Linked DNA regions of Mus musculus: region 2 is linked to region 1. The links are chromatin loops, found by intact Hi-C in ENCODE. Cell type or tissue: left cerebral cortex. All regions are shown on one strand. Links, peaks and the distances in the headings refer to the core of each region. The heading gives the core; the rest is flanking DNA. Region 1 holds the start of Prmt8 (protein arginine N-methyltransferase 8). Region 2 overlaps Cracr2a (calcium release activated channel regulator 2A).

The links. A loop is a pair of places that touch in the nucleus more often than their neighbours do. Peaks named below come from ENCODE experiments on the same cell type or tissue, not always from the same donor. Only the 100,000 strongest peaks of a DNase experiment are listed, where the experiment ranks them.
Region 2: a loop joins it to region 1, with 9 times the contacts of the local background. A loop is called at or near these places in 5 of 42 quality-filtered maps.

Annotation. Positions count from the first base shown.
Region 1 is chr6:127,763,511-127,771,838 of GRCm38, reverse strand. It overlaps Prmt8 (protein arginine N-methyltransferase 8), which reads left to right and starts at 2,680. Exons shown (of 10, transcript NM_201371.2): 1 at 2,680-3,166. The coding sequence starts at 3,092. In left cerebral cortex, for the core only: CTCF peaks have their summits at 3,698 and 4,539; DNase peaks (open chromatin) are centred at 5,470, 5,847, 6,028, 6,743 and 10 more places; H3K4me3 peaks cover 5,072 bases; H3K27ac peaks cover 4,521 bases.
Region 2 is chr6:127,657,883-127,666,210 of GRCm38, reverse strand. It overlaps Cracr2a (calcium release activated channel regulator 2A), which reads right to left. Exons shown (of 19, transcript NM_001368877.1): 16 at 8,287-8,328; 17 at 1,053-1,154. Among named protein-coding and RNA genes, the nearest start is that of Gm38900, 64 kb to the left of the region's middle. In left cerebral cortex, for the core only: no CTCF peak of the experiment used is centred there; DNase peaks (open chromatin) are centred at 2,217, 2,769, 3,226 and 4,277; H3K27ac peaks cover 3,578 bases.

The DNA of each region.
Region 1 (8,328 bases), core at 324-8,323:
TGAACCCCTTTATCATCCTCTGTCTTCGCACTTGTCACTAAACTCTCTCCAACAGCCTTCCATTCTGCCCTTCACAGTCACGGTGATGAAAGATTGAGAACTTGTCACAGTCTGATGTGTTCTGTCGCCTTGTTAAGCCCAGTTCCTGCTATGAACGAAGCACTAAAAGATGCCCAGTGAGGATCATGTGGATTAATTGAGATAATTAATTAAGCTAACTTGATAAGAGAATATTCTGATACTCATGCAAAAGAGACAGAAAAGGGCTGGCTTCTAATAGTCCTACTGTGTGTTTTTCATACATCATGGATTTTTCACAATCCCGGGAGGTGAGTCTTCAGGTAATTCTTGTATGTTTGTATGGGCATACATGTGTGTGTGTGTGTGTGTGTGCGCGCGCGTGCGCGCACGTGCACATGGAGGCCTGAGCCTCTACATTTTTACCTGCAACATTCAAGAGTAACACGGCTCCCCAAACTCTACCTTTCAATGATTTGTGAGTTTGTAATTAGGTGGGTGCACAGCAGGGACCAAATCTCAGATCCAAGAGTGTTCGAGGAGGGTCGGAGCATCACCTGTGATAGGTCACCATGCTTTCCTCAGGTCGCTGCAGAGCAACCTTAGTGGCCTAGATACCTCTGTGCCCCAGGCTGCCTTTGAGTTGGCATAGCAAACTCTTGCTGTAAAAACACAGCTCTCCATGTCCCTTTCCCATTCCAACAGGAGCTGTGTCTGTACTTGGGGAGAAGCCAAGCACAGTAAAAAGATTTCAACAGAGAACTGAGGAAACACCCCCACTGAGGTTCTCATAGCAACATAATCACGCACAACAGCAGCCTATTTCGGTGGGAGCCTGTTTCAGCTCCCCTCCTCCCCTGTTAGTCACAGAATGGATGAACAAGCAGAAGGAGTGTGGGGTGGGGACAGGGTTGGGTTGGAAGTCAAGAGGCTGGGGAGCTGGTTTACTGAAGCTCCTGCAGCTTGTCGAGGGACCTTAGACAATTGCCCCCTTCTCTTTCATCCGGAGTCCTTACCTGTAAGAGGACTGGACCAACGTGTGGGTGGGGAATCTTGCTATTCTAGTCTTATTTGATTGCATACGTACTAAGCCTCTTTTGATCCAGCATCTCAGAGCCTTATCTGAGAGAAGACGAGTAGGGGAAGAAAAGCAGGAGGTAAAAGTCATTTTTTAGATGCAGTTATGTCCCCTCCTCCATACTGTGTGTGGCAGGATGGCAGGATGGCAGGATGGGAGTGAAGAAGGATCAGGCATTGCCAAAGACTGCTCATTCATGCCCAACTCGAATTCAGGTCTGTGGTTTGAGAAGGTTGAGGGGAATTTACTCTTGTTTTGGGATTATCAGTGCGGTTAACCCAAGCTTCTTGCTATATTTTCTTTAATCCTTCTCATCTCCCTCCTCTTCCCGTTTTTTACTCCTCACCTCTGCTCACGGCCATGTCTCTTCTCTTTGCCTGAGGATCTTGGTCTGATAGAAGTATCTATCACCGTGAGCCGAGCTGGGTTTTGGCCCTTTTCCTCAATGAACCTGGGTTAGTTGAGGACAGTCACTCTTACACTTCTTGGCTATCAAAGGCTATGATCAGACTAAACAGGGCGATTGGTTTAAATAACTCAACTAAGGACTGAGATGAAGCGGGAAGAAAGCTCCTGGCACATCTGTGCGGTCCCTGACCTTGACCTGTGGGCCAGAAAGCCTGAAGGTTCAGCTTTCCCGGAGATAGCCAGCTACAGAGTCCTGAGTATGGCCTCCCTCCCCCATTGTTCTATCCCTCAATGCCTGACAGATGGCCCGAAAGAGAGAAAAAAAGCTCTCAAAGTGAAGACAGGAATGCATTGTATAAAAATTCACACCCCCCGCTGCCGCCCAAACTCTCCCTTAAAAAAGGATCGAGAGAATCCTAATGGGTACGTGACATCCTCACGGCTCTCTCCCATAAAAGGGACGTCAGGAGAGGGTGAAGGTGGGGGAGGGGCTGTAGGGGAGGGGGAGAGATGTGTGTCCCCCCGGGAGTGGGGGCTGACAGGCTAGACAGGGGTAGGGGAGCTAGACCGCGGACCCTTTTATTGATTTGTTCCTGGTTGTTTTCCCAAGCCACCTCAGGCAGCCACCTTCACTTCAACCCGGTCCTCCTGAGAGGGGTTTGAAGGCCTTCTGGTCTTGGGTCCTGAGGGTGAAGAAAAGCTAGATAGAGAGGACCTAGAGTTGAAGGAGTTGAGGACTTCCCCCTCCCATCCAGACACCCACCCTGTTCATGCCCCAAACAGTAATCCGCGCAGGAAGGATCCAGGAATCGACCGGGTGGGGGGGCTGGGGAGGGGTGAGGGGCGTAGACATTTGGTAACCGTGGCTGAGTCTTGTCCGGTGCTTGCCCTCGTTAGAAGGACTTGCACTGGGCTGAGACCCTCCAGCAGCCTCGTGGACGCCTGCTTCCCGGAGCCTGGCGCGCGGCCCCGCAGCGTGCGCGCAGCCCTAGCCCCCGCGCCAGGTGTGCGCCGCGCCAGGAGCGCAGCGGAGCGCAGGCGGCCCCCAGACCCCGCGGTCCCGGGCACGGGGGCGGGCTGGGGGTCTCCGCCGTCAGCGCCCCGCCACCCGCTCGCTCCCGCGCACCTCCCACCCCGCCCCCACTCACCGGCTCAGCCCCCGGGAGCGCCGAGCAGGACGCGTGTTGCTTCGCCCAGCGATCGGCAGAAGTTGGGAGAGTTGCCGTCCGCCTCCCGCCTGCCGGACTTCGGAGCCGCTGCCTCTGCCGGCGAGCCCGCGGGGCCGCCTCCCTCCCTCCCGCCCAGCCCGCCGCGCAGGGGAGAGGGGCGCGGAGGGGGTCGTGAGCGCGACCAGAACTTGCAAGTGTGCGAAGGGATGCGAGGCAGATGAAGAGCGAGGAAACGTGAACAAAGTGGCGACCGCAGGAGGGACTCCACAGAGCTCGATTGTCGCGGAGGACGCTCCGGGAGAGGGGCTGGCTGGGATTTTTTCCCCCCTCCTCTTGCATTCTTAGGCTCTCTTTTAAAGCCACATCAGCCGTCTCTCGTTCTTTACTATCTCGAATCCCCAAACCCTTGTTGGCTCTTATGGGCATGAAACACTCCTCCCGCTGCCTGCTCCTCCGGAGGAAAATGGCGGAGAATGCAGTCGAAAGCACCGAGGTAAGGAGGCGACCGGGCCGGGGTTTTCAGCGACCCTGCCTCCCACTGGGACCCCTGTGTGCCGCCGCTGCTTGCTGCCACCACCAACGCCGTGGTGCCAAACTTTCCCCATCCCGCTTGTCCCTGCCGAGAGAGAGAGAGAGAGAGAGAGAGAGAGAGAGAGAGAGAGAGAGAGAGAGAGAAGTGTAGGAGTGTGTGTGGGGGGCGACGGTGCACGTCTCAGTTCCTTTCCCCCTTGAAAATCTAAATTTTCAGCCCCATCACCCTCTCCTGCCACCCTCTGCTCCCTTCCTGTTCCCCTAAGTCCCAAACCTTGGGCAGCCCGGCTCCCCTGCCCCTGTGCACAGGATTCCGATAGTGATCCCGGATCCCGGCTTTACGAAGAGCTGGAGTGGGTTATATTAGGGCCAGGTTTGCTCCCTGCAGTGCACCGATTATCTCCCACCGCTACCTGGGCTTTACCCTTCAAGCTCGAGGTGGTCCCCAAGCTATGGGTCCCTGCAACACCGCGGAGAGCTCCCGGCCTTAGGGGGCCGACCTGGTGGCAGTACTAAGCACCTGCACCTGACCTCCCCCGCAGTCCCCAGTCCACAGCTGGGCCGGAGGTCTGCAGTCCTAGGGTGCTTAAGGCGCCGAGGGAGAGCGGAACCCTGGGAGGGCGCACCGACCGCGGCCCCATTCAGCACCAGGGACAGCGCCCGCGCCTGCCGCAGCTTAGCCCGCACAAGCAGCGGGGGTTGTGCGCCCTGGGCTGCAGCGCGAAACCGGTCTGCGGCCACTTGTCCCGCAGCAGCTTTTAAGGAGGCCGCTCTAGCTCCGCAAATGATACTCTTGCCCTCCGTCTTCGGCAGTCCTTACGGCCGCCCCGTATCTGCCCTTTCTCTACTCCGGAGTTGGCCTTGAGCTGCAGAGAGCCCAGCGGGTCTTTGCGTCCCGAGCAAGTGTGTTCTTTCGCCTCGCTCTGACCCAGCTGTCATCACAATGGGATTTTTCCCTGGTTTTGGGCACCTGTAGTCATGGAGGGGATCGGCATGGGCAGCCCCCTTACCTTCACAGAGGAACTGTGCGCCGAGGTGGGGGTGGAGTGGGGCGTGTGTGTGATCATCCCTTATTCGGTGGCAGGAAAAAGACACAGAGCAAACTCCGGGGCTCTATTAATAGCCCAGTGTCTGGTGGGGCTGCCGTACATTTCACATACGGTAACCCATATGCAGCGTGGGGCTGAGATGGGGGTGTGGCGCGGAGACTGTCCAGGCCTTGCGGGAAAGCAAAAACAACGTGAAGACCTTTCCCGGCCTTCTTTCCTAGAGGTCACAACTCATTCCCCGCCTCACGGTATAGGCAGCAAAGCTTAAGAATACCCATTCCTTGGACACTAGAGGCAGCATGCTTCTGGCAACTGTCGATTTTGAAACAAACACGATCTGGGGCTGGAAGATGAGGGGCATACAGCAGTTAATGTCTTCTCCTTGAGTTAGGGCAAAGCCATTCTGCATGTCGTTCCTTGGACCATCCTCTTCCCCACCCCAACCTGGGAGCAGAGTCTTTGAAACCGAGTAATAGCACCAGACGCTCAGCATTCCCCTCCCCCTCCGCCCTCTGATCGCCCACCCGCGGAACAGGTTTCTAAAAATAGCTTGGAGTCTCAAGGCCGCGCACTGGTGAAGTGTTGGGCCAGCCAGCTTGTAGCAGTCCCTGCAACCCAGTAGCTATAGCTCTTCCCTGCTTTTTCCCTATCCCACCTCATCTTCACTTGTCTTAAAAAAAAATAGAAAATAAAAATAAAAAAAGTTTTCGTGGGTCCTCGTCCACAATCACCCGGACTGGCGTGTGGGGTCTAGTGCAGACCCGGGCCACGTTCCGCAGTGTGCAGTGGCGGCTGCGGCTCTCTCCACCTCGGTGAGGGTTAAAGGCGTCCGGAGCAGGCAGAGCGACGCGCGACAGGCTATTTTTACTCGCTTCCCCCGCTGCTCTGAGCTCCCCCTTCTCAGCAGTCGCACATGCCAGCTCTGCTCAAGGCATCAATGAAAACAGCAGTAGAAGCGGTGGTGGCAGGGGCGGAGGGGGGGGGGGAGGACGACGGAGTGGGGAGGGAGGGAGGGAGGAAGAGAGAGAGAGAGAGAGAGAGAGAGAGAGAGAGAGAGAGAGAGAGAGAGAGAGAGAGAGAACCCAGCTGGTCTTAGACCCCTTAGATGACAATGAATCAAAGCGGAACATGGGAAGGTTCAGCTCTCAGCAACTTCCTTGGAGAAAGGATGCAACCCAGACTTGGTCAAACGTGCCCAGTGAGGCATACAGGCCTCGTGACTACTGCTTGGTTTTCCTCCAGGAACGGGCAGGCTGTTTTTGGAATAAGCTAAGAGCAAAGTGGTGCTTCCAAAGTGGGGTATTGAGGGGGTTGCATTGCCTGCACATCTTAGGGGTACCAAGAGCACACTTGTGGATGTGTGGAGTGTGTGGGCGGGGGGGGGGAGGGGCGGGAATGACAACGGTTGCTGTCCAGTCTCTAGCAGGTACTCACTCTGTACCCGGAAAAGTAGGTTTCTAAGACCCTAGTGGCCTGGCTTTTGCCCTCAAAGAGCTCACAAATTAGTGAACACAGTTGTGACTGGAGAGCCCGGTTACATCTTTCCCTGCGTCTTGCAGGTGGTAGCATACTACTTGTGTTCTGTGCTCATACTAAGGCTATGAGAGAAGCGAAGGTTAGTATTTGTTTCCCATTTTCTTGGAGACCACAGAGTAGCCTGAGGTCAGGCAGTGACTCCGGCCAGCTGGCGGGTTAAATCGGGCTTGGGGTATGGATTGCCCTCACTTTCAATCCATTGCTCTTTGCTCCACTCTTGCTATTTCTAGCAAGATGCCATGTGTGAATGGGAGTGCATGCGAGTGGGAGGAGACGATTGCTTTGGAAGGGAAAGGCAGTGGGGAGGGAAGGTGGGGAGGGGAGGCAGAGAGGATGGCAGTTATCAGGCAGGGGAGGGAGGTGGTGGTGCTGCTGGTGGTGGTGGTGGTAGCAGTGGTGGTAGTGGTGGTGGTGAGGCATGTAGTATTGAGACTGAGGCTGTGACTCTATATACTGTGACCACCATCTTCAGACCTGGAACAAGGTGAGATACTAGGGCATGGAGCCTCCTGTGTGAGGCGTTGTGGCTTGAGTACACCTTCCACCCCTTTGATTTTGGTCTCTTAAACTTGTTCATGAGCTGATTCAGTTTGTGGCCAATAATCTGTGTATGGTGTAGGGAAACATCAGGGCAGTCCCCGACCTCACTTCCTGCTCTGTCTTCCATCCCAGAATCTCCTAGGGCCACTTTTTTCTTTCGAGACAGGGTCTCCCATACCCCAGGCAAGCCTTGAGCTCCTTATCTTTCTGACTCTACTTTCTGAGTGCTTAGGCATGAGACCCCACTGCAGTGGGATTTACACAGTGCTGGAGATTAAACCCAGGGTTTTGTGAATGTTAGGCAAACTCTACCAACTGAGCTACATCTTCAGTGTGGTGCTGGGGCTTCCTGTGACATCTGTAGAGCCTCCACTCCCACTCTCTGCAGCCTACGCACATGCAGGCCCTTTATCTCCATGCTAGAACCTTAGCTCCCAGCATCTGGCCATGTCTGGTCCAGCCTCCCCATCCTTGCAGGGCTAGCTTTTGAAAGGACAAATCTGCTTGTGGTAGGTCAGCTCTCTGAAAACTTAGGAACTACCTCATTTCCTACAGGGTACTGGTGTCCTTAGCATAGTAAACAAGGCCCTTGAATACTTGCCCTATGGGAGACTCCAAGGCAGCCGAATGTATGCTGAATACTTTTGTGATCCTCCATCCATCTAAAATGCTTCTTCCCGTTCTCCTCTCTGGGGGAAAAAAGTCTTCCTCAACCTGCAAGATTCAAATCAAATGTTGCTTCCTCTGGGCAGCCTTCCCAGATCTCTCATTTAACCTCTCTCCCGAGGGAGAGTAATCCATGGATTCTTCTTAGGTATTTGTGCTGCCTGTCTCTGACTTTTCCTATCACGAGGTAATTGTCTTTTATATATGTTTATTTCTCCAATTGAATAGGCAACCTTGTTTCTTTTTCTTTTTCACTTGTCTTATTTTTAGCATGGTTTTTGCCACAAGGCAAATAATAACTGATTTGTGGGATTATAAGACATTTTTAAAGCCTTCTGACTTTCCAGAAATTGTAAGCACCTGTGTTTACTTACCGGGCCAAGGTCATCTGATATGACTGTAAGGGATTAAAGCAGGCAGGTTGGAGGAGCCACAGTAAGACTGAGGCTGTGACAATTTTACTGAGAGCAATCAGACTTTTTATAACAGAATATAATGGCAATTTCTAGGATCAATACAGTTATAGTTGCCAGGATACAATCATGCTTGCACACTTTACAGGGTACACAAAATTAAAGTCTAAGACCAATTGTTCTGTCAGGCTTCCATGCTTCCTTGACTTCTGGGGGAACATAGAGGAAAACAAAGTGGCCAAAACATGTCACTGACCAAGGACTGTGTCAGTCTCTCAGGAACTGGAAGGCACATTGTAGCCCAAGAGCAAGGGACCCCATGATGAGAAACCTATGGCTCTCAAGGCAGCTAGGTCACCATGGTTGCCTGCACCCATCTCTACTCTTAAGATGTGCTTGAGCTAGTCCTGTCCTTTAAAACTCACAATGGACAAAGATTTTGGGGATCCAGATGTTGTAAGTCAGATAAGTGACCATACAGAGGAAACTGTATTTTATGTGGTATAGGCATCTGGATAGTCAGAATACCATCAGGGTATTCCTGAAAGACCTAGGAAGTATTGAGGGGAAAATGTTATATTTACTCCTACCAATGTGATAGCGAAATGAGCTTTAGCTCATATATCATCTACAGTGTAGCCTGAAAATAGTGGGGATCAGTGAGCAAATCCAGAGCAAATACTGCTCAAACCCAAAAGCATCCTGGATGTTGTTGTTATTCATGGACCTATTCAATACTCGGTAATCATTGCCTCTCGCCATGGGGTATTCATCTAAGAGAAGATAAATGTGCTCATCACAAGGTCCTCTTATGAGCCAGTAGGTTAATGGGCCCTTCTCTGTTCTTGCTTTACTGATTCTCGGTGAAAACCTGGTGTGTTATTAACGGCTGGTAACTCCTTGTTTGGGGATCCATCACC
Region 2 (8,328 bases), core at 73-8,072, 110 kb after region 1:
ATTATCAAACATATTAATATTTCTTCAGTGGGACATTTGGATAGTCATTAGAAGTGAGATAAAGCCCATTAAGTAGCCTCATGTCAGTTCCAGTCAGATTTTCTGTTAGCTGGTATAAAACAAAACAAAACAAATCCAACAACCAACCAACCCTCCTATATTCAAAGCATCTGGGTTTCAGAACTGCGCACGTGTCTGCTCAGTCAGGCCTTCATCATCCTTCTCCTTTGGCTTCTACCATCTGTGCTCTCTTCAGGCTCTGAGGTTAAGTCCTGTTTTGAGTACGAAGTTCAGGAATCATAAGCCACAGGACTGCTGGGCGCCCTACCGCCCAGGCTCAAGGATCCACAGAACCGAAGGTGAGAAGGGAGCCAAGGATGAGCCCTGATCTGCCCCGCCCTCTGATCTGCCCCGCCCTCTGATCTGCCCCGCCCTCTGATCTGCCCCGCCCTCTGATCTGCCCCGCCCTCTGATCTACCCCGTCCCCTGATCTGCCCCACCCCCAGTTTCTGCTGGGCCCTGCTGCTCCTGTTCATGAGCCCAAAGGCTAATTAATGCCTTTCAGACTTTCCTCATCAGCCTCTTGAGGTTTTTTTGTTTTTGTTTTTGTTTTTTTCCCAGACCTCAGCATTGAGGCTCCATCGTCTATCAAAAACATTCTGCGGCAGAGTGGTCCACACTGCTGCCTGGTGGATGGCGAGGTTCTCATCCTCACAGGGGATCAAGCGGAGATACAGATAGTGAGATTTCAGAATCAGAGCATGAGTAGAAGGAGAACTCACCTGCTTTCTCAGGACTTGGAATCCCACGCTCCACACAAGAGGCTTTAGGGCAGGTCTCCTGCCTGGTGCTCCCCAAGCAGCCCCGTCCCACATCTGCACCTCTCTGTGCAGTTGTACACGCCCCAGACCCAAGATGCCAAGACACCCATCTGCTCAACTGCCTCCCTTCAACAGGGCTTCCATAAGTTCCCACCAAGGAACTCTTGGGCTTACTCCTGAATGCTGGGGGTTCCCACCCTGTCTTGAAAGAGGGGAATTTGGGCTTCCTACCTTGGCGAGTTGCTCTCCCAGGCCCCGGGGCACTTCCCGCTCCTTCTCATTGTCAAGTTTATTGCCCAGCAGCAGAACAGGAATTCGGTCTCCCACAGCTTCCTGCAGAACAGATCATCCCTCCACTGAGAGAAGCCCACCTGGATGAAGCCAGATAGTAGGCTCACAGGGCTGCCTGGAAAGATCCAGGCTCATGTGAGAGTTAGCCCAGTAAGGAGAGCAAGATCGCTGTCACTAGAGAGTCCATCTCTGTTTCGCCCCACCCTCACCCATGCAATGGCCCTTTCTCCACCCTCTTTGGCTCTTGTAGAAAGCACATTGATTTCCCACCTGTGCTGAGGAGGAGCTGGCAGGGCTATGAACAGTAAGGACGCCAAGAGGGCTGTGGACCCCAAGGGACTGTGCATTCTTCCCATGACTTTCAGTACCACTGAGAGACTTGCTAAGTGACCAGAGCCAGTCTAAACCTCAGAAATCAGTCAGTGGAGGCTAGAGGGACTCTCTGGCTCCTTGGATGAGAAATGATATCTTGAGCTTCTGTGACACGTGAGCTCCCTGGGGGTGGGGATGGGGGGCATCTGAATCTGAGCCATGGGACTGGGCCAAAGAGCTCCTAAGTGGCTGCTGTGAGCCTAATTGGGGGCAAGCGCTGTGGAGACTCATGTCACTTGGACTCCCAAGAAGGCCCAGCTTAAGGAAGAGCTATGCACCTTGGCAGCTCTACTTCTCTGGCCAGAAGTGATGACTTCGTGCAAGGTGACAACCACATGATCTCTTATGGTGGGTGTAGGATATTCGCCATATCCTGGGGACTCTACCCTACCTGCACAAAGGGTTGCTAACGTATACGTACTCAATGGCAGAACAACGGTCCCGAGACTCACAGCCATGCAGTAAGTATGGTAGCATTCACGTTTAAGGAGGTTGTTATTTTTACTTTGTGGAATATTTAATTAGGGGCTTTTAATCATAATTTGGTAACGAATAGTTATTCACTGGAGCTGAGCGTTTTGCTGAACAGAGGGGCTGTGGAATAGTCGATACTTATGAGCCTAAGTTACGGCTTCACCACAACCTCCCACTGCTTTGTCCCAGCATCTCAGGCAAATGGCCAAAGTCCTTCTGATCGGAACACCTGTTTTAAAGTTTAAATGCAATTACCTCTGAAATTAAATCCTCCAAGTCTTTTTAATCCACACATTCGTTTTTACTGCAGCTCCGTAGGGGAAAGTAATTCTCATTTGCTAAATGGGGACGCCAGGCTCAGGGGGCCACAGTGGGACATCTGGCCACAAAGTGAGAGAGATGAAGGCCACTTAGCACACGGGTCCGTCATTCTCTGACCTTTTTGTCCAGACTCACATTTCTAGGAACACTCTGCTCCTCAGAAAGTTACTAAATAGAACACTCTAAAAATGGCACCCGCTGGGAAGAGAGTAATTTATGTTCACAATGATGTCTCCTGTCTTCTGACCCACCAGAATAAATTAAATCACATGGGTAGTTGATAAGTAAATTATATCATCGTTCACTTATTCCAAAGTGTGAAACCCAGTTAACAGCAAATACAGGCTGCTGGTATCCCTATTAGCTGAGTGTTAGTTAATGGGAATGCCCCAATCCCTCCTGTGACAGCTCAGGCAACAGAATACTTATGCAAAGAGCTTTCCTCAGAAAAGGAAGGAGAGAGGAGGATGCAGGGAACTGGGCCAAAAGACTTGCTGTTTAGAGCACACGAGAAAGATATATTTGTAGACCTATGTGTGAGGAATGACTAAGGTCTGTGGGATTTTCTTGACATGGAAACTCTGAAAATATGAGCATCGGTGCTGGGATCTTGGGACAGAACTCCGACTCCGGTTTTATCAGTCGGTGGAATGGGTCATGGCGGCAACTCTCTTCCTCGCAAAGGGGAAGTCCATCGACACTGAGTGTCTGACTGAGTAGGATGTGTGGGGCCCACGTCTCAAGCCTGATATGTACCCTCAGCAGATCAAAGGGCACACTGCTCTGGGGGAGAAGGGCAAACTTCCTTGAGAGCCATTCCTAGAGAGAGAAAGGGGGGAGTTTGGAAAGTGCAGAGAAATAGTCGAGCGTCCAGCTGCGTCCCATTTCCATCTTTTGCTTGCTTATCTGTTGCACACACACTCTGGATAGCTTGCTTTCCCTCTGTGGGCTGCCCTGAAGATGGAGAACAAGGCCCAGCTCCAACACAAATGAGACTACACAAAGCCAGGGGGTGTGCTAACTGTGACAAGTCCTTGTCACCCATAGAGTCATGAGGAGGCTTGGCTTTGGATGTCTGTGTTGGTTGGGATCATCTCTGACTCCTGAACTACCTGCCTGAGGTTTATGCCTTCATTATTTCTAACTAGGTTTTCTGCCTGTCTGGTACTACTCGGTACAAAGAGACACATAATTACCTACTGGATGTGGCAACACTTTCCACAGTGTTTCAAATTTATCTTTATTTTGGTGCTGGAAATGGAACACAGGGCCTTTCCCATGCAGGGCTAGGACTTTGCCACTATGTTATGCCTCCAGCAGGATACCTCCTTTTGAAAGTTAAATGTGTACTTCTGCTAAGCCTGGGAGTCTTGGATGAGCATGTCTAACTATCCTCTGCTGTTGATAATGCTCGAGAATGTCAGAATAACACCACAGGCCAGTTTGATAGGCCTTAGCTCACTGGTCAGGCACCCAATCTGCCCCTAGGAGACTGAGCACTGCTACCTTCCCTCTGGATGATTCTTCTAGTAGCTCCCATTCTCTGAGTTGCTCGTCTCTGGTCTTTAAAACAGGCTTTCTGAAAAGCCTCTGTTCTAGAACGTTCTAACAGAGAAATCTCTCTACACTTTTGATTGCCACGGTTGCCTTACCCCATATTTGAGTGCAATGGAAGATAAATTTGTTGAAATTTAAGATCATCCATCTCTAACTGTACAGAATAAGAGCTGTCAGCTCAGCAGAGGACTGTCACTCAGTCCAGGGTGTACAGCTGCTGGGTTGAGCTGGTGTGTGTGTGTGTGTGCATGTGCACGTGGGTGCATGCGCATGTGCACGTGTGTGAATGTGTATGTGTGAATATCTGTTTGCTGGAGGCATGAAGAAGCACTTAGCTGGGAGAACACTGTTTCTCTGAAGCCAGAAAATATTTTTTTTCCCTCAGCACATTAAAGCATGCCGTTATGCTAAGAAAAAATGACTGCAAAATTATATCTTGAGGGTTTCCATATTTATCCACCCCCCTGGACGATGAGTCAAAACAAGACTTATTTGTATAGTTCATTTTAAACTGCCAGCACTTCAAGTTCAGCTTGGAATGTGGGGGAAAAAAATCAAACTGCTATTTTTTGCTCCCTGCTGTACATTGTCACGAAGGACAAAGATCACAGACTGAGATTTTGCCTGCAACCAGGAAGGGAGAGAGAAGTGGACCAGAACCTCTATGGTTGAAGAATCGTTCTGCTTTGAGGCTGGAGCAAGGAGGTCTGGAAAAGCGACAAATTCACCTATGCATTAGCAGATGTAGCATGGGGCACGTGAAGACAAGCAGAATGTCCCAGGGTTCTAGCTGTGCCTCCCAAGCTGTGGGTGCCGTTGGACAAGTCACTTCCTCTCTTTGTTCTCTAAAGTGAGGTGCACGCACGTGCACGAGCATCTGTATCTGTGTATGTGTGCTGTTTGTCAAGCTCAGAGATGTTGATCTATATGGATTCACCTTTCCATCCATTTCTTTTTTACTTCCTCAATATATAGGCCTTACTTATATGGTTCTAACTGGATGATTAAAAAACAAAAACTAAATATGAAGTTCAATAAGCAGAATAGACATTGGAGATTTACAGCCTGGACCTGGGAGACACGCCAGCCTACACACATTTCTGTATCTAGGTCTGTGTCCTCTGCCTGATGAAGACTCTCAGGGACCTTCAATGTCTAGTTTGTCATGGTCTTAATGTGGCATGTGGCATGCCCAACAGGTTTCTTCTCCAAATTGGAATAGTTAGGTCCATTCTCCCAGGGGTGGTAAGCTAGCAAGTGGGCCGGGGATGCAGAGGCGGCAGGAAGGACGGATGCCTTTGACTTCCTGAGTCTCACAGTCCAGCCATCATGGACTATGGCTCGGCCAAGCTCAAGCATATTTTGAACAAGGCCTGCAGGCATCCTGGAGCTGCCTTGGTGCAGGGAGAGCTAGGAGGGTGAGGCGGGACAGGAGTGGCGAGGACAGAGCCGCCTCACCACGCAGTCACTCCTGTTCTTTGTTTGAGACTGACCCTCAAGGACTCTCTCTCTTCTCAATAGGATGAAGGTAGGAGAAATGGGGCCTAGCAGGAGGTTTCAGATCACTTAGAAGGGAGTGAGGTAGTTCTTGAGAGTCCCTGGTTAGTCATTGCTGTTGTTGGTGGTGGTGTTATCATTATTATTAGTCTTTTTGAGGCAGGGTTTCTCTGGGTAGCCTTGTCGGAACTCATTCTATAGACCAGGCTGGCCTCAAACTCACAGAGAACCACCCGCCTCTGCCTCTCAAGTACTACCTGGCTCTGGCTTAGTTCTTGTAAGAGAGTTGCCATAAAGTGAGCAAGCCAGGCCCTTCCACTTCTCTTTGTCCCACCATGATTCTCCGCCTTCCACCATGACGATACCCACCATAGAGTAATAAACCAAGAGGGTCCTGCCAGAGTGCAGCCAGCCCAGGCACCACACCCTCTGTCCTCTGGAACTGTGGACTAAGTGAGCTTTTCTCCACCTACAGTTTCTTTAGATGTCTTTGCCATAATATAAGAGCCAGAGAGTAATTCTCCAGCTGGCCTCTTATGTGACAGGCCTCTGATTTCCTTCGAGCTGGACGGGTCCTCATATACTGTCATTCGCACATTGCTGCTCTGACATGGGTCCCCTAGAAGTCCAGTGCTCTGCCCTGCAGCTTTTGCATGGGGCCAGTAGTACAGGACTCTGTCCTTCAGTGAAGTGTCAGGAGGAGGAAGTGGCTGAGCTGAGAGGGTAAGAACTTCCTTTGCAGGGAGCCGAGCCTCTCTATCCCAAGCACCTGTTCCCTCCCCCAGCTCTTCTAAACCACATCTTTCCCATTCATGGCAAACATAGCAATTTAAGGCCTTGTTCTCCAGGCTTCAGGTGGACTGGGGGGGGGGGGCAGCTCTGGGAACAGCTGGCCACCATTCAGTTAATAACAAGGCTTCAAGCCCTGAAGACTGTTATTAGAGCTCCCCCCCCACCCTCCTTCTTCAGGCAAGGGAGTTGGCAAAGTGCTCTGAGCTCTTTGAAAAAAAAAAAATAAGGTTCTCCACAAATATAAAGTACTTATTATTTTCAGTTCCCCTCAGATCAAATTAGGTGTCAAGTTTTAATCTATCACCTGACACCTCTGATTGCTGGTTGCCAAGGCAGAATGACTTAGCTTTTCAAGAATGGGGGGAATAATTACATCTGTGATTCTTCTTTTCCACACCTTCAGCGCACCGGCAACCATTTGGCACAGACTCCTACACTTGTCCCTGAACCCTGCGCCACGAACTGGATGCTTTTCCTAGGCCAGCCTCTCAGGCACATGGCCCGTGTTCAGCAGTGTCTTGGTGAGGGGGTCTGGGGTGCTCTGCAAATGACTCAAAGCCTGGCTATTTTGAGGGTGTAATAGCAGCAGTGTTCTCCCTGTGAAGTTGGGAGAAAGTTAAAATCTAGTTTCTTATGCCTGCATCCACAAGGGGTCTGCCTATGAATAAGACCCCCCCCCCCCGGAGACTCCCATGTTTTTGCATTTCCAGGCCCTGGAATGGTTCGTCTATAGGGAGGGCCTTGCCATCAACTGTTCAGGTGAGCCCAAAGCTCAGGCTGGGTCACGTGGGGTTCCTTAAGAGCTCATCAGCTCCTCCTGTCAAACTTGTTTTAAAAGACAAGCCTCAAACTACAAATTACCGACTCTTAGATGATCCCAAGTTAGCGATGTACAATTTACCACCTCAGACTGGTGTCGAAGCCCATGGGTGAGTCAAGGGTCCTCTGAGGTGCCTGCTGACAGCCCCTTCTGCCAGGAAGAGGCACACAAGGGCTCCGCACACGGTTGTAGGAAGAAGGCTCAAACACATGCTAAGTCTGCAATGATTCCTTACCAGATTTCTTCCTGCTCACTACACTCAGCTTGATCTCGTCTCTCTGAAGAGATCCCAGCTCCCTAGGGACTATTGACACCTCCCCAGTGACAGCAGAGCACAGTCCCGTGTTTGTCTCCCTCACAGACATCAGTACCAGACATTAGGACTTCCCAGTTCACAGCCCAACTTGGATATGCGTGTATGGAAGTCTGAGGCTAGGGTAAGAGAGAAAGGTTTTGGAGAAGTTACCAGCTCAGTTTCCTCATCCGGAGATGTGATGGGTTACACGAGATTATACTAGGCTGAGTATTTTCAAGGGAATCCCTGTTGTCTAACAACATTGTTTGCAGACCTCCCATGTATAGAGCTGGAAAATGCTGGGCAGCCAGGACAGAGAAAGGAGAATGTAGAGCCCTGAATGGTGAGCATGGAACCTTCCCCTGCCCTGCCCCACTTTCTAGGAAATGTCAGCGTGACTCTAGGCTCCAAGGACCGAAGTCTAAAAGCTCCACTGGATTAGATCATCAGTGGAGTGTCCTCTGGTCCTGTCAACATCACATAAAATAGATTGGGAGGAAGGGGAGCAGGCTGAAAGAGGGGAGGAGGAAGGGGAGTAGGATGAAAGAGGGGAGGAGCGTGGAGAAGAAGGGAGCAGGAGGAAGGGCATGATGATGGTGGTGGTGGTTATGATGATGATGATAGGAGAGGAACCATGTCACAAATGTTAAAGTCAAAATTCATTTGCCTCCTCTACTAGTTCTGTGAAGAGATAACCTAAGGCGTGGCATTCCAAAATCTAGTCCTTCACGTCTGTAAGTGTTTTAGGGACAGGAATGTTGGGAAATGATTTGTATTAAGCAAATGTCTCAGAAACTCTTAAGTCTATTTACGTCCCATTCCTTCATTTTCTCGGTAATGGGAAACATGCAGACTGGCAGCTGAGAAAGGGCGTGGTCCAGCTGAGAGACGCTGAAGAGGGGCAGGTTTGGGTGGAAGAAGTCAGACATCAGGGTCAAAGGGGAGGAAGAACCGTGGATGGACAGGCGAGCCTGGGATGAAGTTGGGAGTGTGCAGAGGAGCAGAGTCTGGCAAGCTCAAGAGCTTCCGGGAAGGTGGCTGCTCACCTCCACGCTGCTGAGCCACTGGCGGATCGACAGGAAGGACTG